Regions from separate parts of the Mus musculus genome. Here all the other regions are linked to region 2. Evidence: chromatin loops called from intact Hi-C (ENCODE). Cell type or tissue: heart. All regions are shown on one strand.

Region 1 (8,000 bases), 75 kb after region 2:
TCTTGTGGATCTATCAGACGCACAGTAAATTTTGTTTCCTCAGGTATTATTTCAGTACTGAGTTCGTTTTCATTCCCCTTTAAGATTTTAATGTTATGAATTAAAGGTATTTTGTTATGTTCCCAATGTACTTGAGTTTCTGTGACTATCCCTATTTGCTCTTTAAAGAAAACATTTCTGAGATAGGTTCTGTAGTAACGTCTCTGCTACAAGTCCAGTTTGGTCTTGACTTAATCCTATAACCAGGATCCAAGGACCTTGATTTCCTAGGTCTGCCTGTATCTGCCTTCAGGTGCTGAGTGTGCAAGGGTGGACCAGCACACCCAGTTCTGCGGAGCATTGAGTCGTGCAGGCCTGGTGTGCAGGTATTGAGTGTGCAGTGGTGGACCAGCACACCCAGTTCTGCGGAGCATTGAGTCTGATTGTTCTCTTTCTCAGGTTGGCCATTTCTGTGCTAGCAAACAAGCTTGCTAATTCTTCCCTCTGTCCACATGCTGCTGTTGAGCCCATTTGTTAATTTTAGTACTGTTTTTTTTCCTTTTGTTTCCTGAGAGTTTTATGTTGTCATTGACTCCAACTATGTTTTTCATTGTCCATCTTGCACTAAAGTGTTCCATGAGGGCTGCATGTCTGATACCATCCTGCTAAGAGTGGAGAGTAATACTTCCTTTTTGCTAGTTAGGATTAAAGTATGGGCTACTTATTTCACCTACTTTTGTTTCTTGGGGAAAAAGGGCTACTCATTGGCCTGCCGTTCATAATTACCTTTTTAGAGAAGCAGGAGTCCCTCATTTCTGTCCCTAGGTGGCTTCTGCTAACAGTTCTGTGGGAGTGGCCTCCATATTGTAGGAAAGCTGGGAAAGACCTGATAGACTACTGTGTGTCCCTAAGTGAAGGAGAACATGAAGGAACAGGCTGGGTTGGAAGTTAGATAGGCCCTCTCCATGAGCAACACTGCTGTCACAGATAGAGACGGGGGAGGAGGCGTTTTCTGAATCTCCATCCCACCTTGGCTTGGATGGAGGGATGTGGAGAGATGTGACACAGTATGAAAGCCAAAACAGGGTGGAATTTGGGAGGCTTGTTTAATGTTGGTTGCCATGGGTTACAGTATCAGAGAGGTGGAGTACAGTTGTTTTCCGTAGTGTGTGTCAGGAGTTACTGCTGAAAATTTTCTGTCTTTGTATGCTAGCCTTTTCCTGGTCTTTGCCTAGAGACAGCAGTCTTTGTTGAGATAGATTTTGTATGAATACTCTGATGTTTCTATGTTTCCAGATACCATTGCTTTCCAGCTAGGGACATTTGGACACTAAAGAGAAAGGACAATGGCTTTTGTGGTGTCTCTTGGGTCCTGCAGAGCCTCTTGCCTCTACCTTTTTCCCTCTGACTTCAGCACCTTCTTATGCTTTCCTTGTATACAATATCCTGACTTTTCAGTTGTACTTAGAGAGGGTGGGAGAAAGTATACATGCTTTTTTGCATAATGATGATAAAAATTCATCACTGTTCAACCCTTGCCCTTCAGTATATGATTGGTCTGTAGGTTACAGGTTATTCATAGGATCCGGGAAGAGGGACTGTACAAGGTCTTATTTTAGTAGTTTGGTTTGAGTTCTTGCCTCTGTTGTATCTAGGAGAGTTTCATTGTTATGTTTGGCTCATTTTCCTTTTCTCTTCTGTCATTCTGCTATCCTCAGGCCAGATCTCTTGGGGCTGGGTTGGACACCCAAGCTGTAGAACTGAGAACAAATTTGTCTGACCTCAGAGTGAGGCTACTTCAGATCTGAACTTTTCCCATATAGCCCTGTCAATAGACAGACAGACAGTCAGGCAGACAAACAGGCAGACAGATACCCCCAAACTCCTCTACATGTACTTGCTAAGAAAGCATATGATACCTACAGTGTGCAATAGTTTTCTCATCACTGTGGTTATTAACGTTTGTTTAGGTTCCCTAAAAATTTGAGAAATCCTAACAATAAATCTCTTTATTCTCTTTTTCATGTTGTGTTCCCTCTCCACTGAGCTTTTTATGTGCCCCGAATCATTACAGAACCATTTAACATGCACATGGCACACATATGTCTGGCACAGAGTGGTTGGCTACTCAGTATGTGTCGGTTTCTTTGAGTGCTTTTACGTTTAGATACTGATTGTCTGTTGGCAGGACATCTTCAGTGTAGGTGCCACGTCCTCTGATGCAGAGAAGTATTTGTATGAAGCTTGATGCATTCTCAGCTCTGAGAGCTGCTCCCCCTTAGATGTGGGCTGTACGTTGCCTTTATTTTGCCTTACCGTTCTCATCTACAAACATGGGCAACATTAGTAACTGCCAAGAATTAAATGGCACCTCTAAGACACCCAGAAGAGCATCTTTGGATGTGTGCCCACTCACTTAAGTGCCTGTTTTCATTGTTTATTAACAGTCCTTGTCAGAGTTTCTGAGAATTAAGGACTATGTTTTATTTCAGTTTGGTTACTAAGAATCTACTTCAATGAATGGTTTCTAATGGACAGTAAATGTTTTGAATGAAGGAATGAGCACAAGAATTAATAATGGAACCAACTTTTCCACAGAGCAGACTCTTAGGGGGCACCATAGCTTCGAGAGTCACTGCTGCTTAGTGGCTTTTCTTACGTTCATTGAAATAACTTGGGAAATGAGATTTATTTAGTGTATTTCTTTCATTTAGCCTCAGCCCTTGCCACCATCGGGCCACCTACAGAGCTGATCACTTCTGAAGTCACTGCCAGGAGCTTTATGGTTAACTGGACTCAGTCCCCAGGAAAAGTGGAAAAATACAGAGTTGTGTATTATCCCACCAGAGGCGGAAAGCCGGAGGAGGTAATATGACAATCTTTCTAGACTTCCCAATCCTTAAAGTCTTTCTAGTGGGGATGAAGCAGGCATGTTTGTGTAGGGCATCCTTCTGCTTAAACAGTTTAAGTGGTTTGAAATAGATTTCTACATGTCTGTATTGTTGCTCTGTCTCTTCACATTGTATCCACACCGTTTCTCATCCTGCCATCCAGTCATCCTAAGAATGGATCAAGTATGCACTTAGAAACTAGTTTACTTTTCTTCCCCTAATTAACAAGTTCTAAGCTGAAAGGTTTCCATGCATCTTGGTTTATCTTGGGAGTGGCGAGGGGTTTCTGCCATAGTGAAGACTGCATGTTCCAAATTATGGGGTTAATAGGGTGGGCCAGTCCTCTGGCATTTGGAATTTCCTGGACATTTGTAGAGATCAGGGCCATGGAACACCTTCTTGAAGCAGCTGTGGCCAGTGTTTTCCATCGTGGCTAGCTGTGTCTAGAAGAGAGCACCTATTGCCAGTGGCGGGGCCCTTCTCCTTCCCTGCCTGGATGCAGTGATTCATGGAGTGAAGACATGATGAAATCTCCACTTCCTTTTGTTGTTCTAACCTCTGATTGACCTCACAGTGTTTCACAATGTCCTTCTCTACCCAGGCAGAATCTGTGAGCTTCGTTTTAGTTTCAAGCATTACAGAAATTGATCATGGACTTTCAAATCATCTGGTCCAAAGAGAAAAATAAGCCATAATCTTTCCAGTGGCTCTATTTTTCTCATGACTAGCAAACCTTTTAAATGTTTCCCAAAGTGCCATTGGGGAAAATTATATCTGCTGTAGTCATGTGAGTGTGACCAGGATAATAATATCCCAGAAATGACACAATTAGCACTATATACGAATTAAAAAACAACTTCGGATGGATTCCATAGAAGTGCATCCATTTGTGCACCGAGACAAGGAGAATTGATCCCTAGAGTGGAAATGAAGACCTTGCACAAATAATAAAATATTTAGCGAGATGGTCTTGCTGGAGATATATTTCCTTGTTTGTCTCCATTCTGCATGTGAGATATTTTATCTTCTTTCAAATGGTTCTTTCCACAGGTGGTGGTGGATGGGAGTGTATCTTCCACAGTGTTGAAAAACTTGATGTCTTCAACTGAGTACCAGATAGCAGTGTTTGCAGTATCTGCCCACACAGCTAGTGAAGGCCTGCGGGGAGCAGAGACCACATGTGCGTATTCAATCCTCCTCTACTTCCAACATGAACAGCCTCGCTTAGGTGGCTTATTCCTAAACTGGGCTCATCAGGGTGGATAGACACCCCGACTGGGTCGCAGGAAGTGCCTGTCATGTATGTGGGAGAGGCTGCTGCCGCAGCTGCAGCTTTCCAGCTGTGTGTATGGAATGGATTTTTACAAATGTCTTGCATGTTTTAGAGAGGGTAACTGTGGTGGTGAAGGAGGCAGACTCATTCATTCATTCAACAAATATGTATATGTATATACCTATACACACACACACACACACACACACACACACACACACACACACACACACACACATGTATGTATGTATTAGTAAATATCTACTGTGAACCAAGAGCTGTGCCAAATTTGTTAGTCAGAATGGAGAAGAAGTTCAGGGGCTTCTTTTCCCTCAGGGGAATAGTGAGAGAATCACAGTGCATTTCCCCTCAACATTAATCTCCTTTTAAGTTAGAAGAACGTCTGAATCCTGACAGTCCCTTCACTAGGCATGATGACAAGTACACATGCTCATACTACATGCATACACACATACATACACACATCAGGTACATACTCAGAGAATCACAAGACAAGACAATCGTAAAACAACAATTATTTAGTCATTTGAAAAACTGTGTTCTTACTACGTCTTGGGAGCTATGCCAAACTGGCCTAAATAGCATACATTTCACAGAGCAATAACTATGTAAACAACACTAAAAACTACATTCCAGGACCATGGTGCTTTTCCTCTGTGCCGTGCTTGGCTTTTGACTGACAGTGATCTGTCAGGCTTGTGTCGATGCTTCTGTTGTGGAGACATGTGTTTTCTCTTTTTTAAAATGAGGTTTAAGTTACCATATGAAGTAATGGTTTCCACCGTGGTGTTTCCCTACATATGCATCCCATTTGCCCTAAATCATCCACTTCCTCTGCTCACATTCCCATCCTGTCATCCCCAGCTGCCTCCCTTCCAGTCCCCCAGACAGTTCCTCTTTGCAGAAGGAGTCTAATGACCATTTCCCCTTTCACGGATGTCTCAGTCTTCAGTACAAGCTGAGTCTGCAAAAGAGGGACATTTGGACATTTGCATGTGTGAGTGCCATGGAGTGTTGTCGGGACTCCAGAAGAAATGCGTGCAGAGTTCCAAGTGTAAGCAGAGTGCTGGACTTGAGAATGTGGTTAGAGAAGCAGGTGCGGTCATCTGTGAGGGGTCTACAGCTATGCTTTTGAAAGAACAAAATCATCTTTTCTAACAGTGTTTACACTTCAAGTCTTGACCTAGAAGTTTATCCTAATTCCTTTCTCCAAACCCTTGAAATATGAAATATGGCCAGCATTGTTTTTTATTTTTACTTTTATTTTTTTGAGAAGGGATGTCACTCAGTTCCTTAGGCTGATTTTGAATTCAAAACAATTCTCCCGCCTTCTTCTAAATGCTGGGATTAGTAGCATGACCTGGAAGGGCTGACATCTTGCTTCTTATTACTTGATTTTTTTTTTTTTCTGAAGTTCAGTGGTAAGTGAGTATTACAAAGAGCCTTTTCTTGCAGTGGCCTTGCCCATGGCTTCCGACCTCGAGCTGTACGACGTGACTGAGAACAGCATGCGCGTCAGGTGGGATGCAGTACCTGGAGCCACAGGCTATCTGATCCTCTATGCTCCTCTCACAGAAGGTCTGGCTGGAGATGAGAAAGAGGTAACTCCCGGCTACCAACTGTGGCCCTCGGGCCTTTGCCTTCCAGATAAAATTCATATTGTCAAAATTGATTGGGTAAAATTCAGAAAATTCAAGTTGTCAAAATAAAGACGTTGGTGGCAATCATGCTACCTATACAAGGCTATTTACAAAAGTCCAGTCACGTGTTATTTTGCAAGGCTAAGGACTACACTCAGGATCCCCCACACACAAGGCAAGTTGTGCTGCTGAGATACACTCTTGGCCTTTCTGATGACATTTCATTTACAGTCTTTCTTTTTCTCGTATTCTGTTTTCTTTGATTTCCCTTTCATTCCTTTTCCTCCCTCTCGTTTCCTTATTCCTTTTATGGTTCTAAGAATCAAATCAATAACTTTACACGTACTAGGCAGGCACTTTCCCCCTGAGCTCCACCCTCCCATGCCTTCGGTATATTTTTAAAAGGTCATTTTATAATTTTAATTAGGTCAATGTTTGTGTGTACATGTGTGTGTGTGTGCATGCGTGCGTGGTGCGTGCGTGCGTGCGTGCGTGCATGCGTGTGTGTGTGTGTGTGTGTGTGTGTGTGTGTGTGTGTGTGTGCAGATGCCTGAGGAGGTCAGAGGAGGGTGTCAGATCCCCTGGAGCTGGAGTTAGAAGTGGTTGTGGCCCTCCATGTGGGTGCTGGGTACCAACCAGGTTTTCTGAAAGAACAGGGTGCACTCTTAACCACTGAGCCATCTCTCCAGGTTTCTTTCAGTGCATTGTAATCTGCCAAGTGAAGACATTTTTCTAGTCTGTCATTTTAATTTCATCTAATGTGAGTATTTTCCCATTCCATTAAGGAATATTTTACACAGTAGATTTAAGCATAGTGTTTTGTTATTAGTTTGTACAAGTTATATATAATTAATTTCATGTTGTTGGACATACAGATAGCTTATTCAGTACATAGTGTTTAATATTGACCTCCCTGCCTTGTGTTTTTGCATTATTGCCCCAGTTCCTTAGAGTTGATTTTGAAAAGTGGTTTTTGTTGTTTTAAGTACTAGATATTCTCAGATGGCTCTAGAGAAAGTTTATATATGTTACCACATCTAGTTTATACAAGTAGCTATGTGGTATGCACTGAATTAAAGTTTTGTCTTAATAATTTGAGAGACAGATAAACATGCCTCTTGGATAAGAATTTATGTGTACGTATGTGTACTTGTGTGTGTGTGTATGTGTACTTGTATGTGTGTGTATGTGTACTTGTGTGTGCATGTGTATGTGTGTCTGTGTGTGGAGGGGCAGAGATACACTTTGGGTGGCTTCCTCATTCATTCTTCACGTTACTGTTTTGAGACAGTGTCTTTCATTGAACCTTTTCCCTTTTATGACTACACTACAGCACTTGTTCCAGGTACATTAAAAAAGAGAACATGCTGCCCATGCCACTCGAGTAGATAGATACCTCGCTTCTGAATGTGGACGAGAGAGGCAGTTGGCAGTGCAGTTCTCTGACTGTCAAAGGCCTGCCTCAGATAAGCCAGTTTTGTAGAATCTGAAGTACGGTGACTTTGCGTCTCAAGGACAAGTTTCAATGATGTGTGTTCTCTTGTTTTCATGGTTTAGGCTGTTTCGTTCCACTCACATTTAAAGTTGGTCTGAATTTTACTTTAGCAGAAGAAAGAGTTATATTTGGAGCTGGAAAAATGCTAAGACTCAAGAGAAAATAGAAATGAAACGATACTAGCTGACAACCGACAGATTAACACGCCCTCTTTAAAGGATGATAGCACCAAGCAAAGTGAGCATGTGAGAATATGACAGTGCCCACCTGTTCAGGCATGCCATCATTCCTGATAATACAGCTGCCATGTACAATATTTTGGCATGTTGGATATGTGTATTGTTTTTTTAAAGATTTATTTATTATGTATACAATGTTCTGTATGCATGTATGCCTACACACCAGAAGAGCACACCAGATTTCATTATAGATGGTTGTGAGCTACCATGTGGTTGCTGGGAATTGAGCTCAGGACCTCTGGAAGAACAGTCAGTGCTCTCAGCGGCTGAGCCATCTCTCCAGCCCCATGTGTACTGTTTTAAAGATGTATGATGAGAGGGTAGTGTCTCTCAAAAGTGTTTTATTCCTCTCTCGCTGTCTGTCTATCTCTGGCTCTGTCTATCTCTGTCTCTCTATAAACATACATACACACATACACACACAGTCTCTTATAGTCCAGGATAGCCTCTCAATGGGCTGTA
Region 2 (8,000 bases):
AACCTTCTGCATAGCCAAGAATAACTTGGAACTCATGGTCTTGTCTTTATCTTCCAAGGGCTAGGATTACACATGTGCGCCATTTTGCTCAAGTTATCTGGTGCTAGGTCTTCGTGCATTCTAGCTAAGTACTCTAGCAACTGAGCAATCTCTCCAGTCCTGTATTATTTTAGTAAAATAATGATTAAACAAACAAAAATAAGCCAAATGAGTTCTTATAGCATAGCTAAAATTAAAGACTCTAAATAAGGGCTCTTCTTGATGATATTATGATTGCCGAGAGTCTTGACTTTTAGTTATATGACATTGATCTAGCAATATCTGCCACTGGCTCTTTTGTGGGGATTTGGATGGGGTAGCTAATTCACTGTAAAGTGAAAGGGGGGTTGGCACATGGATAATTGCAGGCCTGCTCTAGCACAATTATGCTATGAATAGAACCCTTTATGTAACATGCACGCCCTGACAGCATGCTGTCACACATGAAAAGCTTGGCGTCATTAACATCATGACTTTGATCCCAGCCACGGAGTTGAAAAGATGAGGAATGTCTTAATCACTTGCTCAGGAGTATGAATGGCGATTGTCAGAAAGGAGCTGTAGTGCCACAGGACAGCATGAGTCAGCATCAGTTGAACCTCCAGAGTGATTCGAATCTTGCAGAGTTAATGTACTAAATATAGGATGATAAACTCAAATGTATTTTTGTAAAGCAAAACCTGTAAAAAAAATACATGGAAGGCATCACTCATGTTATTTGGAAGAGGTTGTCTATATTATTATCACAATAATAAAAGTGCAGACCCAGGAGTTAAAACAGAGTCTAGAATTGGGTTTTCGTTGAGCCTGGGTGAATCTGGGCAAGCTTTCTTAAAACTTTAGAGCCCTTCAAGAATTCTCAGCTAAAAGCAGCCTTGTTTGAAGTTCCCCCATTTGCAGGAAAAGAAATCACATCTGGCATATGGAGGACTGCTCATGGCAGAGACAGGATCTCCAGAAAGAGAGGGGTAAATGTTTTGGGAGACGTGGGCAAGGCTGTTTGCTATTCAAGACATTGAACAACCACGACACAGCAGGGGCAATTTCATCAGAACGGAGGCCCAAAGTTCAGCTTCAGTTCTGGGTCAAAAGTCAGTCAGGTGGAGAGGCCATTCCAACTGGATGTTGGAGGTGCGTCAGGTACAAACAAGCGTATTGTTCCTTCAGGCCTTAGAGTTAGTGTGCAATGAGATGAAATCGAGCAAAATGCGCTGTGTGTACATAATGGGATTTTGTTTAGCTGTAAAGGGAAACGAAATAATTCCCAGGAAAACAGATAGATCTGGAGTTCACAAGGTTAAGCAAAACAAGCCCAATTCAGAAGAAACGGAATATGTTTTCTTGAATATAAAGAATGTAAGCTGGGCGTGGTGGCGCACGCCTTTAATCCCAGCACTTGTGAGGCAGAGGCAGGCGGATTTCTGAGTTCGAGACCAGCCTGGTCCAGGACAGCCAGGGCTACACTGCCTCAAACAAAACAAAACAAAACAAAAAACAAAAACAAACAAACAAACAAAACTCTGACCCATAATTGTTCGGGCTGGTGAGATGGCTCAGTGGGTAAGAGCACCCGACTGCTCTTCCGAAGGTCCGAAGTTCAAATCCCAGCAACCACATGGTGGCTCACAACCACCCATAATGAGATCTGATGCCCTCTTCTGGTGCGTCTGAAGACAGCTACAGTGTACTTACATATAATAAATAAATAAATAAATCTTAAAAAAAAAAAAGAATGTAGATTCACATGCATGTGTATGCGCGTGTAGGGCATGAAAATTAACAAGTAGGGTGAGAGGGAAGATGAAGTCAGAAGAGACTGGGAAACAGGAGGGAGTAGTGGAAGATGGGGTGGTTTGTGACACAGAAGTAGGAGCTAATTGACGAGAGGAAGGGAACCATCATAGGGGTGGGATTGGACAGGGGATGGCTCTCTCTCTCTCTCTCTCTCTCTCTCTGTGTGTGTGTGTAAAAACATAGTACAATGAATGATGAATGAAGAATATTCATGAAAATGTCACATTTCTTTGTATACTAACCAAAAATTAATTTAAAATATCATCATTTTCACTTTTATATCCCAACGTACAATACTCACATTTGAGGCAGTGACTACTAGTTAGTCTTATTTGGAACTTATATCAACCTTTGACTAAGAGAAGATAGAAAACCCTGAATGACAGAGTATGGTCTAACTGCAGTGGTCTATAACTCCTGTTCCAGGGGATCTAGCAATCTTTTCTGGCCTTCACAGGCACAGACATACTTGTAGGTAAAACACCAATGCATAGAAGAATAAAAATAAATATATCTTTTTTTAAAAAAAGGAAATGACAACCCCAGTGTGTGAATATAACTTCTATTTATTATAGGTTAGATCCATAAGCACATGTTATTTAACTCACATGACACTATCTCAAAAAATATATATTTTAAGATATGTAATAAATGGAATAAGATGAATTTTTTTAAGTATAGGAATAGTCAGCTCAGAAGCAAAAGAGATTTGCCAAAGTAAAGAACAAGGCTTTTAAATTCAGGTTTAAAAACAAAGTTTTCATGCAAGGTGCAAGGCTTCAGGGGAGCCCTTTGGCTCCCCCCACCCCGTGTGTGTGTGTGTGTGTGTAGATCTAAGAAAGAAATAGGATTATACCCACGATAGGAACAGATATATAGATATATTCCCAAAGTTCCCAGCTGTGTTGGGAAGCTGGAATGTTAGTTAGCTTTGAAAAAGTCCTAAAACTATACAGTGTTTTCTAGACCAAAAGAGAAGACTTTAAGTGGATGCTTCTTGCAATGTTTCCAAGATTCAGCTCTCAATACTTCATTAGACTCTGACTGCTGATCTTTTTTTTTTTTTTTTTTTTTTTTTTTTTTTGAGACAGGTTTCTCTGTATAGCCATGGCTGTCCTGGAACTCACTTTGTAGACCAGGCTGGTCAGAAATCTGCCTGCCTCTGCCTCCCAAGTGCTGGGTGGGATTAAAGGTGTGCGTCACCATGCTCGGCCTGACTGCTGATCTTAAAGATGTGCATTGAAGGACTACACAGCGACAGAGAAACCCCATCTCAGAAAACCAGCCAGCCAGCCAAACAAACAAACAAAAAGAAAGCAAGCATATAGAAACATGGTCTTGATTTAAACTTTTATTGGGCAGTGGTGGCTTATGCCTTTACTCCTAGCAGTAAGGAGGCAGAAGCAGGAGGATCTCTGAGTTCAAGGTCGGCCTGGTCTACAGAATGAGTTCCAGGACAGCCAGGGCTACACAGAGAAACCCTGTCTTGAAAACCAAACCACACCAAAAAGATAGCCACTGAAGGAACACTGAGTAGACACATTTGAAAGAGCTGGAAGGTCATTCCCAACCACAACGGACTGAAACACGGATTGAAAACAGCCCTTCTGTTTCAGCATTAACTTGAAGTTGATGTCAATGGAAAGGAATAGGCAATAATTCAAACGTTAAAGCCAAGCCTACGGGTACTATTCTGTAATTCCAGCTCTTGGATGCTGAACAATTGTAGAGAGTTTGTTGCCAGCATGGGCTGCTGAGTGATATTCTGTCTCAAAAAGTCAAAACCAACGAAACCCCCAAAGGAACAAACACAATTCAAAAGTTAAAGACAATGAAGGAAAGGCTAGTTACAATAAAAAATATGACTTTTATAATACAAACTGTAAAAGTGTGTGTGCGTGAGTGCGCATTCCTGTGTAAGCCAGAGGTTAATGCCGAGTTAATTCTCCATTTGAGTTTTTGAGATCAAGTCTCTCACTGAACCTGGAACTCAATAATAAGGCTAGAATGGCTGGCCAGGAGTCCTCCTGTCAACCCCGTCTAAAAGTCTAATAAAACTTTCTGCATACTTGTTTATACATGTATTTCTTATTTTATGATCATCAGAGAGTCTTCCATTTTTGGATTTTCATAATTAAATAATGCACTACCTCTCCCATATCATATCTAACTCCTAACTACCTCCCCCAAGGGATTTAGAACGGTGTTTACAGTGGTCACCAGCACCTTGGTACATTATTAAAAGGGGATAATAATAGACATTTGAGGAGTAAAACATTGGAAAGGACATATATCCAAGGAACAAATACTCCTTGAATTCAGGCTCCTACTTGCCAGAAAAGTCTGTTTCAGTTCGCCAAGCCGACGCAGGCGGCAGGTGGCGCTCTCACCCTGGCAGTCCCGCGTGCGGGTTTTTAGTCTTTGCGTTCGACTACCGAGGGACCCGGGCGAATAGCGCACATTAATGAAGCACAGAAGGATCTTCAAGCTGCAAAGCAGCCTTCTTTCTCTGTGGCGGAGTTGAAGCCAAGACTGATCCCGACTCGGGGTCTCAGGGAGGAGGCTATAGCGATCCTTTTCACTTTAAGGCGAAGTTCAGAAACTACGCAGAGAGGCCACTTGGAGAACATTTGGAGTGAAGTACGCAAATTTGAAGAAAGCCTAAGCTTGGAAGGTTCGAGGTCTCGGGAATCACCTTGAATGGTGTAGCGCATCCCTTCCTGTGCTCTCAGAAGGGCATTTTGGAGGCAGGTTCGGGAACGTATGAGAGTACCTCTCACTGATTCTCTACCGCCTGCTCTTGGAACTGATCAAAATCACAGTCATTTTGGTCTTTTCTCACAAATGGTCGGCGTGTATGCAACTCCCGCTCTCCATTTGAGCCGATGACAACTTCTGGTGTGACACTGGACGCCTGGGCATTTGCTAACCTGACACAAAATGGGAAGATGACCTTTTAAAAAGCGCCCAGAGGACAAGAACTCAGATCCAGTCCCCAGCCACCAAGAGCTCTGAGCATCTCTAGCCATTCCAGAACAGGACTTCTCAAAGGGCGTGGCCCGCACAGACCAGAGTCCCCAGAGTTTTATAGACGATGGGTCCTTCGGATTCGCTCAAACCTACTGACTGTAATCTCTGAGCATGGGGAAAGGAGATCTGCTGGTCCAACAGCATAAAACTGTCCATATTTTGTTTCTACGACCAAGAAAACCCTCCAATTTAGCATTCTTCCAGTCGATTCCCGTTGAATAAATGTCTACCCTTGGCGACTGTGCTGGTCCCTAGGACTTGAAGAGCAAGGGAGAGGGGACCCACTGTGGGAAGGCAAAACTCATCTTTGGGGATGGAGCCTGGACGAGTGCTGGAGATTTCCCAGTGACTCGGGGGTTCTGATGGGGGGGGGGGGAGCACAGGGCACTGCTTTAGTTGTGGGGGTGGGGAGGACCCAGGGGCTCCTCAATTGCGTTCTATACCCGGCTGCCACGCGCACCTGGGTCGGCTGCCAGTCCTTGGGCTGAACTTGGGAGGAGTGGGGCGGGCTCCTCTGCAACTCGAGCGGGGCGGGGATGCTAGAGAGGAGGAGGGAAAGTGGGGGTCTGTCTCCCCACTTCCCGCCCCCCGCCACCACCTTTGGCTTTATAATTGGCTCGCGCAGCGGTTTCTTTCCTCTTATCTGATCCTGGGTGAGAGGCGAGGGGAAGGAAGCTCTGTAGGGCAGGAGGCGACGGGAGAGGGACAAGGAGAGGACAGAGTGAACGACAGGAAAGAGAAGTTAATTGAGAAAGGGTACTCTGAGGGAAGGCGAGCCAGGGCAGTGGTTCGCTAAGAACCAGTCGGCGGCTAATCTTCCCTAGGCGCCAAGAGGTCCCCAACCTGGGCTGGAACGTTGCCCTGCACAGGTCAGTTCGTCTTTCCCTACTGTTTTCCCGCTCGGCTTTGCATAATTCATAGGTGAAGAAAGAGCCCCAGTGAGAGCCACCTGCAGACGGATGCGATTGCCAGGACCAACCACTGCAAGTGTGCCCGCGGGGTGGCCGGAGACCTTAGGGGTGAGCTAGGAGACCGTGCACCCAGATAGATGCTTGTCTGGGGACCACAGGGCAGAGAGATTGCAACGCGCCTAGTGACCGACGGGTGTGTGGACAGCAAAGGAGCCCTCCGTTTCTCTCTGAGGATCCCTCCCTCCCATGGTGTCTGTGTGCGGTGGGCGCCGGGCTGGAATTGGCTGCATTTGGCAGCTCTGTAGTGGTGGCTCCAGCAAGTTCAATTGGTAAAGGCTTAGGGAGTCTTTTGGAAGCACCGTGTACGCACAGAGCACAACGCTGTTTAGATTCTATTTGGCAGTGGATCGGGAGACCAGTCCTTGGAGAACACGCATCCAAGCATTCACTGGACTGTTGCTGCACGTCGGGGCAGCTGTGGACCAGGCTCTGCACGGAAAGGGGGGTAGCCAGTGAGAGTTCATAGACAGTAGAATGATACCAAGCTCCCAGTGTTGCTGCTTTGAGGGGAACCACCAAGCTAAGCTGCTGCAGGAACCTTCTTCACTTTTTTTTCCTTTTATTTTTGCGAACTCCTCTTGCGTTCCGCTTGTGGGCATCCGGAGCATCTGCAGAAGTTGGGCTTTAGCATGCAGTATGCACAGTCTGGAGCAGGGCTAGGTTAGGTTAGGTTAGAGGAGCCCCGTGATTCTTTCGAGTAAGTAACCTTAGTTACCCGCCACGGTTTGGAGTCATTATGCAAACTTGGTGCTGAGTTCTTGGGTGCTCAGTGGGTAGCTAGTCTTGTGCTCAGGGTTGCTTAGGCAAGGTCTAGGAGAGCTGTTAACTTGCCCTGAAGAGCACCTCTGAAGATGCTCACGTGCAGTTCTCAGAGTGGTATGAATCCCTCTCCCACTTCCCTCCCCCGCTTCCAACTCCCCAACCCCGCCAACTGCTGGAACATGACTTCTAGATCTGACTGGAGTTCCAAGAAAGAAAGATCTATTTATTTAGGCAGGGTGGTATGTAGCTCAGGCTGGTCTAAAAGTTTTCTTCAGAACAGAGGGAGGAGACCTTGGGCTCACATTCCTCCCGTCTCCACCTCCCAAGTGCAGGATTGCAGGTGTGTGCGCGCGCCACTGCCTGGCTTTGACTCTGCTGGAAGCCTTGCAGAGTTGTTTGCTGGTAGCAAGTGTTAAAGTGGAGCACTAGCAGTAGGAAGAGAAATAGGAGGAAGACCTCTGTGACACCACGGTTAGGAGAAAATGAGATTTCTCAATCTTCAGTTACTGGAGGTCCTGGCCTCAGCTTCTACCAAAGGACCAAAGGCACTTCTTTATAGGATGGAGTAGCAAGCAGGCTCAGGGTGGCTGCACTAAAGAGATTGGGTGTTCTGTTGCTGAAGAGGGACTCCACCTCTATAGGTAGCCTCACTATTACATTAGAAATGGGTGGGTGGGTGAATGGAGGGTCGGACAGATGGAATTTAGATCTGATGTTAAGAGAATAACACGGAGGGGGTTTTGTTGCACCTGGACCCAATGCCAGATTTTCTAATACAGTTCTTTGATGGTTTGATTTGGTTGGTTTGTTTGTTTTGTTATTTATTTTGTTGTGACAGGTTGTGCCATGACTGGCCTGGAACTCATCAGGTAGCCCCCGCTGGCTAGGAACTCTAGGACCCTCTTGCCTTCGTTCCCTCAGTGCTGGCATTACAGGCATAGGCCACCATGCCTGGTTCCTTGTTTGTGTTGTAAACAGTCTACTTGATAATCATTTCACACAGGACACAATTCACACATTTAAAGTGCATAACTCAAGAGCTTTTAGTATATTTAAAATGTGCAGTACACATCCCAAATTAAGAATTATTTTAGGTTTCTGGAGATGGCTTAGTGGTTAAGAACACCTACCGCTCTTCTAGAGAGGGTTAGGGTTAGGTTAGTTTGGCTCCAAGCAAGGATATTTGGCAGCTCATAAACACCTGTAATTCCAGCTCCAGGGAATTGGACAGCCTCTTCTTGTCTCCATGGACATCCACGCCAAATACACATGCTTTTTGTTTTTTTGGTTTTGTTTTTTTTTTTTTTTCGAGGCAGTGTTTCTCTGTGTAGCCCTGGCTGTCCTGGAACTCACTCTGTAGACCAGGCTGGCCTTGAACTCAGAAATCCACCTGCCTCTGCCTCC
Region 3 (8,000 bases), 240 kb after region 2:
GCAAACAGAGAAACAGAAGACGATCATCTCCTGGGCAGCAGGAACAGAGGGAAGGCACTCCAGGAGTTGACAAGAGACGAGGGCTAATGGATAAACTGGAGCCCTTGAGAAAGAGGGTGAATGGCACTCTGTCGGGGGAGACACTCATGCACAGGCATGGAGGGGAGCAATCAGTGTACACTAAAAAGCATCACTGTCAGCTGCAGCATGAAAAGCACTGTGATTTCTCACCAGCCAGGGAGGAGGTGGTACCTCTGACGTCCTCCCCACACAGGCTGCCCACCACTGCACTGTGCCACCTGCGGTCATGCATCTGCCCTGCATCTGCAGCAAGACGTGGGACGCTGCAGGGACCGACACAGCATCTTGGTTAAAGGCAACACACGTTCTCAGGACTTTTTACAATGCTTTCCCAGTTACTTCTTGTTTTGTAGAACTCAGTTTACAGGGATTTGCCAGAAGCAGAAGTTACTAGAGATGCACGTGAGTTTATTTCTGTGAAACTGTATCAAAATTTCCGGGACATATTTTCAGGGGGCAAACGGACACATTATGGCTTTAAAAAATAAAGTTATCTAAAGCACTTGGGTAAGAGAGGGAAAGAACACTATGACATCAAAGGCGAAAGTGTGGTCAGAAATGAATGATCTTAATCAGGAGTGACAATCAGGGTTGGCAGCTGACAACTGTGCATAACTGCAGTTTCAGGGGTTCCAGCGCCCTCTCCTGGCCTCTTTGTGCACTATACTCAAGTGGGCCACATAGATACATGGAGGCAAAATTTTTATACACATACAATTTTTAAAAGAAAAGAGTGGAAGGTCAACATAAAACGGATGACAGCACAGAGACAGGCTTAAGAAGATTCTGACCGTCACCTGAATCGGTTAAGTGGACACAGAGAGCAACACCAGGACCTCAAAATCAAATGATGGAGAGAAAATCTAAACTGCACCAGCTAATCTGTTACCACTGGACCAACACAATTAAAACATATAAAAAGGAAGAAACTTGATTTAACTGGAACACGTGAAAAAACCTTAGGAGTTCTGGCTGGCAGTAAACATTACGAGCCACAATACTGACATGGCAAAATCTATTTTACAATAAACAACAGCCTAAACTGGGAAGATGGAGGAGAGAGTCCCATTGTCCCTGGGAACCCGCAGAACACCTGGATAAGTGCATCTCTGTGGAGAGACGGAGACAGACAAGACGGGAGCTAGAGAAAAGCCACCATTCCCATGTGAGGTTTCAGCGTCCAGACAGCACTGTGAGCAATAAGATGGATCACAGGAGAAAGACGAGTGTGTACTGACTGGTGGTGGTCTGTGTTTGTTCACTAAGCTACACACGCAACATCAGGAAAATCAGTATTTCCTTAGATGCCCTTTTCAAAAACTCTCCTTTCCCTTTAAACCAAGGGCAACAGCATCATTAAAGCTACACATCTGAACCACGTTCCTTAGCCATGGTGTTCTCTTACCCAGTATGTGAGGAGTACACTTTTTGTTCCCATTTGTTTCCAGAAAATGCAATATGTCTTGTGTTTATTATGACAACGTGGTCTCCACAGTCACCTAGGTTTAAAAAGAAACAAGGCAGAGACTGTATATGAAAACATCAAAGCCTTACACACTCAAAAAAGTGGCTTGATTATTTAGGTACCAAAGTGCTAACAACACACTCAAAAATGAAATCCCAACACAACAGCCTTGACCACATTTGTCCCACTGGATGTTAAGCACCATGTAAGCAGACAGAGCTGGCAGGCTGGCTGCAGAATCTCAACACTAGAAAAACGGTAAAAGAAAAATTTAAAAGATGACAATGCATTCTTTAGGGCATATAATTCCTATTCCCTCTATTCCTCTCATTGATAATTAAATCTCTGTGCTAAAATGTTTACATTTAAACATTTCTATTACATTTACCTTTGAGTGGATGATACAAGTTTTCCTTTACAAATAGCAAAGACCATGAAAACAATCTGCACATAAAAGCACGAAGCATGTTCTGCCAATAGGCGAATTAGAAACAAATGTGAGACATTACAATCGATTACTATTCTTTTCAATTTTAGAGAACAATGGAGCACTATGGCTTTATGCTTAACTATGGCCACGAGGCGTTTTCCAGCCACACTGAACTAATTACACCTAAATGGTACTCTCAGCAATGACTGTAACCATAATGGACAGGACAGGTGACCTGAGGACCAAAGTGCATGCACTGCAACAGTGTCCTCCGGAAAAACACCTTCAAGTTTGCGTCCATGAAAAGCAAACTGAGATGGCAACATGCAAGTTTCAACATGAACCACTGTGTATGACGTCACTGGCTGATCTGAAACCTTAAATCACTATTCTACTACTAAGGAAAAAACCCCAACAAAAGATTCTAGAACTATATTTTAAATGTCACAAAAAATAGAAACTATAAATTAGTATACTACTATAATCTCCAAAAATTGCATGAAAAGATTCCACGCAAAGAATGAACCTAAACACAAATTTTCAGACAGGTGTCTATTTTCGATCAAGGGTGGTAGGGAAGGCGAGTCAGTTTTCATTACTAGTGTAAAAGGAGGGAGAGAAGGAGAAACTGGAAAGCCTTTTAACTTTGTACTATAGTGGAATTTTAAAAAGGCTGTAAATATGTACAAATCATCAGAGTCACTTAAAAAGTTTACAGAAGTCAAAAAGACTCTTCGGACAGGCAGTAGTCAAAACACCACAATTAAGATGAAAGCAAGTTCTTTTACATCTAAGATGTAGATTCTTTTTTTTTTTTTTTTTGGTTATCGTCAAAGCTTGTTCCTATTACTTCAAAATAAAATGGATCTGTGATGAAATATTTATGTCTAAGTGAACCATGGACTAATACAAAAGAACCCACTGGGATAGAAGGCTGGAGCCCTCACTAGTATGATTGCTTTTGTCTAAATTTCTGTTAATGAGATAGATATAATCTCCAGTCACAAATTTTAAAGGTTGTTACTCTGTGTATGTGAATGCAGGAACACATGTGCATTGAAGCTCACACAGAGGTCAGAGGCCAACCTTCCAGACGTGGTTCTCTCCTTCCACCTTTCTCAGGCTCCTAGAGATTGAACCAAGGTCGCCAGGGATACAGCAAGGTTTGTCACTCATGGAGCTATTCACTGGCCCAAGTTTAAACATTTGAATAAAAATGTACAGTTCCTATCCATGTATGGAATGTAAATAAATCAGAATTCCTATTTGTACCATTTTGTTTCCACCAATATGAGACGAGTAATAGTTTCTCCATTGTTTACTCATTATCACCATTTTTATGAGTGTACTGTGGTTTTAATTTGCATTTCCCATAGTGGCTTGTATTAGACTTTTGTGTACCCGTTCACCATATAACTAGGCAGTAGCTTTTTAGTGCTGTTTGAGAAGTTCTTTATATAGTTTAGGCCCAAGTCTTTTGTTAACTGTGCAGTTTGTAAATATTTCCTTCTAGTTTAAAGCTTTTTTTATCCCTCTCCTCTCAAACCCTACCTCAAGATATTATTTTTTCAGCTAAACCCAAGAGTCTTAGGATTATGGTGTATGGTGACTTATGGCCAAGAGGCTAAGGCCTTCAACCAGTGCAGCACTGGTTTTATAGATTTTTAAGATCTGGAATGAGGAATATTTTTAAATTGCTATTCAAAATTGGTAAAACAATAAAAAACAGTACTTGCTTTTATTTTTACTTTCAATTTTGAAAGGTGAAATATAAAAAAAAAACCTCATGTGAACATGGTTTCTAGTATGAACCTGTGTATAGCCATAGGTCACTGTGTTACCATAAACCCTTACTGTGAGGACTGTGATAATATGCTGCTGAGTCCCTGTCTTTTCCTCCTTGACCTAAATGTCCCACAAAAGTCAAATCTCAGAGGTATAGTGCTAGCCTAGCATGTCTGCGACCCAGGTCCCTAGTAACACACATACACACACACACACACACACACACACAGCTCTGAGAGAGAAAGAGAAAACAAAATCATGTGTAAGGTCTGTCTGACAAATCAAGCAGTTCAACTATTATTACTTATGTTACTGTCTGATACCTAGTGGCCAACTTTATAGTCATCATTAGAAGTCTAAAAATTGTATGCAGTGATTATGAATTCCTAATACCTAGATAACAGCTGCTTGCTAAACTACTAAATGTTGAAAATAAATTCTTAAGAGACAATGCATTTATCGAATGCTGGTGATTTAGAAATTTGACTGTAGCGACATCTTGTGGTCATGAGAAGCTTTGCTGATGGACAGCTACATGTTCAACACAGTGAGGCAAGCAGGAATTTAATCTTGAAGAAGTTCAGTTTCCCAATGTATTCATGAAATCCCTAGGCAAATGGACAGAACTAGAAAATATCATCCTGAGTGAGGGAACCCAATCACAAAACAACACACATGGTGTACACTCACTGATAAGTGGATACTAGCCCCAAAGCTCCAGATAACCAGGATACAATTCACAGACCACATGAAGCTCAGTAAGAAGGAAGACCAAAGTGTGGGTGCTTTGGTCCTTCTTAGAACAAAATACTCACAGGAGCAAATATGGAGATAAAGTGTAGAGCAAAGACTAAAGAAAAGGACACCCAGAGCCTGTCCCATCTGGGGAGTCATCCCATATACAGTTACCAAACCCAGACACTATTGTGGATGTCAAGAAGTGCTTGCTGAAAGGAGCCTGATATGACTGTCTCCCGAGAGCCCTGCTGCAAAGCCTTACAAACACAGAGGCAGATGTTAGCAGCCAGTCATTGGCCTGAGCGCGGGGTCTCTAACAGAGGAGTTAGAGAAGGGACTGAAGGAGCTGAAGGGGTTTGCAATCCCATAGGAAGAACAACACCAACCAACCAGACCCCCAGAACTAACTCCCAGGGACTAAGCCATCAACAAAGGAGTACACATGGCTCCAGCTGCATATGTAGCATAGGATGACCTTGTCATGTATCAATGGGAGGAGAGGTCCTTGGTCCTACAAAGGCTTGATAGATGCCCCAGTGTAGGGGAATCAAGAGCAGGGAGGTGGGAGTGGGTGGGTGGGTGGGCAGAGAACACCCTCTTAGAAGCAGGGGGAGGGAGGATGTGATAGTGTGTTTCCGGGAGGGAGGGACACCGGGAAAGGGGATAACATTTGAAACATAAAAGTAAATAAAGGGGGGGCTGGTGAGATGGCTCAGTGGGTAAGAGCACCCGACTGCTCTTCCAAAGGTCTGGAGTTCAAATCCCAGCAACCACATGGTGGCTCACAACCATCCGTAACAAGATCTGACTCCCTCTTCTGGAGTGTCTGAAGACAGCTACAGTGTACTTACATATAACCAATAAATAAATCTTAAAAAAAAAAAAAAAGTAAATAAAGGAAATGTCCTCCAGGCATTGGCGGTGCACACCTTTAATCCCAGCAGTTGGGAGGCAGAGGCAGGCAGATTTCTGAGTTTGAGGCCATCCTGGTCTACAAAGTGAGTTCCAGGACAGCCAGGGCTATACAGAGAAACTCTGTCTTGAACAAAACAAAACAAAAAAACCCAACCAACCAACCAACCAACCAAAAAAACCCCCAAACAAGCAAAAAGAAGAAGTCAGTTTCCAACGTCATAGGAAAGCTATTTTCTATTCTTAAGAAAGGATGACCTCCAGGCAGTCACAGCAGCTGCTCTTGTGCTCCAACAGAATGTGTACTGGTAGCATCTAAAGGACACATACAGAATAGTTACTGAGCAGGCTGTTAAGTGCTAACCTTGGGGACAGAAATTAGGTGCTTGTTTCCATTTACCTCCAGTTTCCTAACACTGCTGTTTCTCCGTGGACCAACCAGTGAAGCTGTCTACTATTTACTGCCTCCCTTCCTAAGGAGGAAATACATGAACAGGAAGCAACCACACACAGGAGCAATAAGAATTTCCTATGCAAGGAAGCAGGACCCCAAATTCCAGTCCCAGCTCTGCTTTGAGGGAGCTGAAGGGCAATGAGAATATCACTAAACTCTTCTCTCAGCATTTTTACCTACCTCTGAAGCAGGTTAAATACCTCAAGTCATAAAAAAATTGTATAAATTTGCAATTCTATGAAAGTATATGTTTTTGGTCTGCCAACTTTTTTTTAAAAGTTTATTACATTTATTACAAATGCTGCTGCTTCTTTCTTTCAAAATTCAGTTGATTTCATTGCTCATATTTGTGAATTCCCTTAGCTGTTAGATACACATATTGCCAGCGGTGGCTACAGAAAGCAATGTGCTGTTTGTTCTCTCTCAAATGCAAGCAATGCCACCAAGGAGGTTATTTTCTGTCGTAGCCTCTGTGCTTGTTTTGTTTTGTTTTTTTAAGTGCCTTCAGTCTTTAAAGAGCCCCTCAACTTTGGTACTAGAATGCTGTGTAATTCTCAAGTACAGGAAGGTTGTGATGTGCTTGGAGAGATAAATGTGTATTAAGTAAGTTTCACAAGTGAGTTATAATGTTGTGGGTTAAGAGCTCAGTGCTAAAGAATTAATATGCATGCGTGTGTGTGTGTGTGTGTGTGTGTGTGTGTGTGTGTGTGTGTGCGTGCATGCGCGTGTATTAAGATCCTTACAGAAACCCACAAAAACAAGGTTAGATATTGAGTGGATAGAAATGTTGTGACATGCATTTCTTCTTGACGTGCTGTGCAATATTTAGTAATCCAGTTGTCACAGTGACTATAGAACCAATCTCCCAGGAAGACCAAGAGGTGCCTGTATCTGTGAAGCATCTCTTTAAAACTGTCCTGTACATGATACTCCTAATGAGTGATTGGCCTGGACCACACACTGCAGGGGGTGCTCGAGCATGGCAGAATCCTTACATTCATATTCTACACACAGACTTCAGAGTATGGATTATGCTCATACTCCACTGAAAGTTTATTACAGAAGAAAGAGCAACAGGATTAACAAATGAGAAAAACGATAAAGCCATGCTCTTAACTAAATCCAATCATCCGAAACACGTTTTTTCTTGCTATAGCTCCATAGATCTCAAACTCAAACTCTAGCAGCTCAAATGCCAAGGCACTAGCTGGAAAGGTTTTTTTTTTTCTTTCCTCTTTTCATCTACTTAATTAGTATTCATAAATGCAAACATTTCTTAGATTTAAACTGTGTGTGGAACACTATCATAGGTACTTAGAATTCCTGTTTTTTTAAAGTTTAGCAAAGAAAAGTAGACAGTACGTGGGTTCATGCCAAGTGATACCTAAAATGCTGTTTCAGAAAAAAATGGCAATGTAAAGGATGAATGGGCAACTGGAGAGAGGGCTCCAGAAAGGCCCTTTTCAGGACAGAAATAACTGGCCAGAAATACAAAAGGCACAAAGGAAAGAACCAACGAGGACTGGGGAAGAACATGCAGACAGAGAAGGGTGCGTGAAAGCTACCCAAGCAAAACTGTGCTTCTCAGGCCAATTAAGGAGACAACAGCAGGCCACAGAGGATTGCTCAGGGGCAGGCGAGAATAATGTTAGGAGGTGCAGGAGCCCCATTAATGAGTCCTGCAGGGGACATGCCCACTTTGTGTTTTATTCTTTTGTTTGGAAAACGATAACTAAGCCTTTTTTTTCTTAAAGTTTTCTGTGCAGAAACTATGTATGAACAAAATAGTGTACAGAACAGCAGTCCAAAAAAGTACAGAAGGAAGGGGTGGCGAGATGGTGCCGGATCGCAGGAACGCTGCTCTTTAGTTTATAGATTCAGCATGCTGTTTAGGCAGGGTGTAGGGACACAGAAGAAGAGTCACAGGACACAGAAGTAGAGAAGACTTCAAACCACACCATCAGAAAGGACACAGACACTATGAATTAAGATGGGGAAAATTGAGAAGGCCAGTTGGTTTGGGTAGGGAAAACCAGGAGTATAATGTCTCTAACTGGGCTGATGACTAATGGATATCCAAGAGGACATGCTGAGCAGACAGTAGGTTCAGAGTTCAGCATACAGGTCAAAAACAG

The links. A loop is a pair of places that touch in the nucleus more often than their neighbours do. Peaks named below come from ENCODE experiments on the same cell type or tissue, not always from the same donor. Only the 100,000 strongest peaks of a DNase experiment are listed, where the experiment ranks them.
Region 1: a loop joins it to region 2, with 2.4 times the contacts of the local background. A loop is called at or near these places in 2 of 42 quality-filtered maps.
Region 3: a loop joins it to region 2, with 7 times the contacts of the local background. A loop is called at or near these places in 38 of 42 quality-filtered maps.

What each region holds. Positions count from the first base shown.
Region 1 is chr15:55,376,807-55,384,806 of GRCm38, forward strand. Col14a1 (collagen, type XIV, alpha 1) reads left to right here. Exons shown (of 48, transcript NM_181277.4): 10 at 2,694-2,845; 11 at 3,921-4,050; 12 at 5,620-5,765. Among named protein-coding and RNA genes, the nearest start is that of Gm52209, 27 kb to the right of the region's middle. In heart, no CTCF peak of the experiment used is centred here; DNase peaks (open chromatin) are centred at 3,335 and 5,095.
Region 2 is chr15:55,302,253-55,310,252 of GRCm38, forward strand. It overlaps Col14a1 (collagen, type XIV, alpha 1), which reads left to right and starts at 5,499. Exons shown (of 48, transcript NM_181277.4): 1 at 5,499-5,732. In heart, a CTCF peak has its summit at 4,198 (motif pointing right); DNase peaks (open chromatin) are centred at 4,309, 5,369 and 5,789; H3K4me3 peaks cover 2,631 bases; H3K27ac peaks cover 504 bases; H3K27me3 peaks cover 3,457 bases.
Region 3 is chr15:55,546,656-55,554,655 of GRCm38, forward strand. Mrpl13 (mitochondrial ribosomal protein L13) reads right to left here. Exons shown (of 7, transcript NM_026759.3): 3 at 1,487-1,580. Among named protein-coding and RNA genes, the nearest start is that of Mrpl13, 6.7 kb to the right of the region's middle. In heart, CTCF peaks have their summits at 728 (motif pointing left) and 4,264 (motif pointing left); no DNase peak of the experiment used is centred here.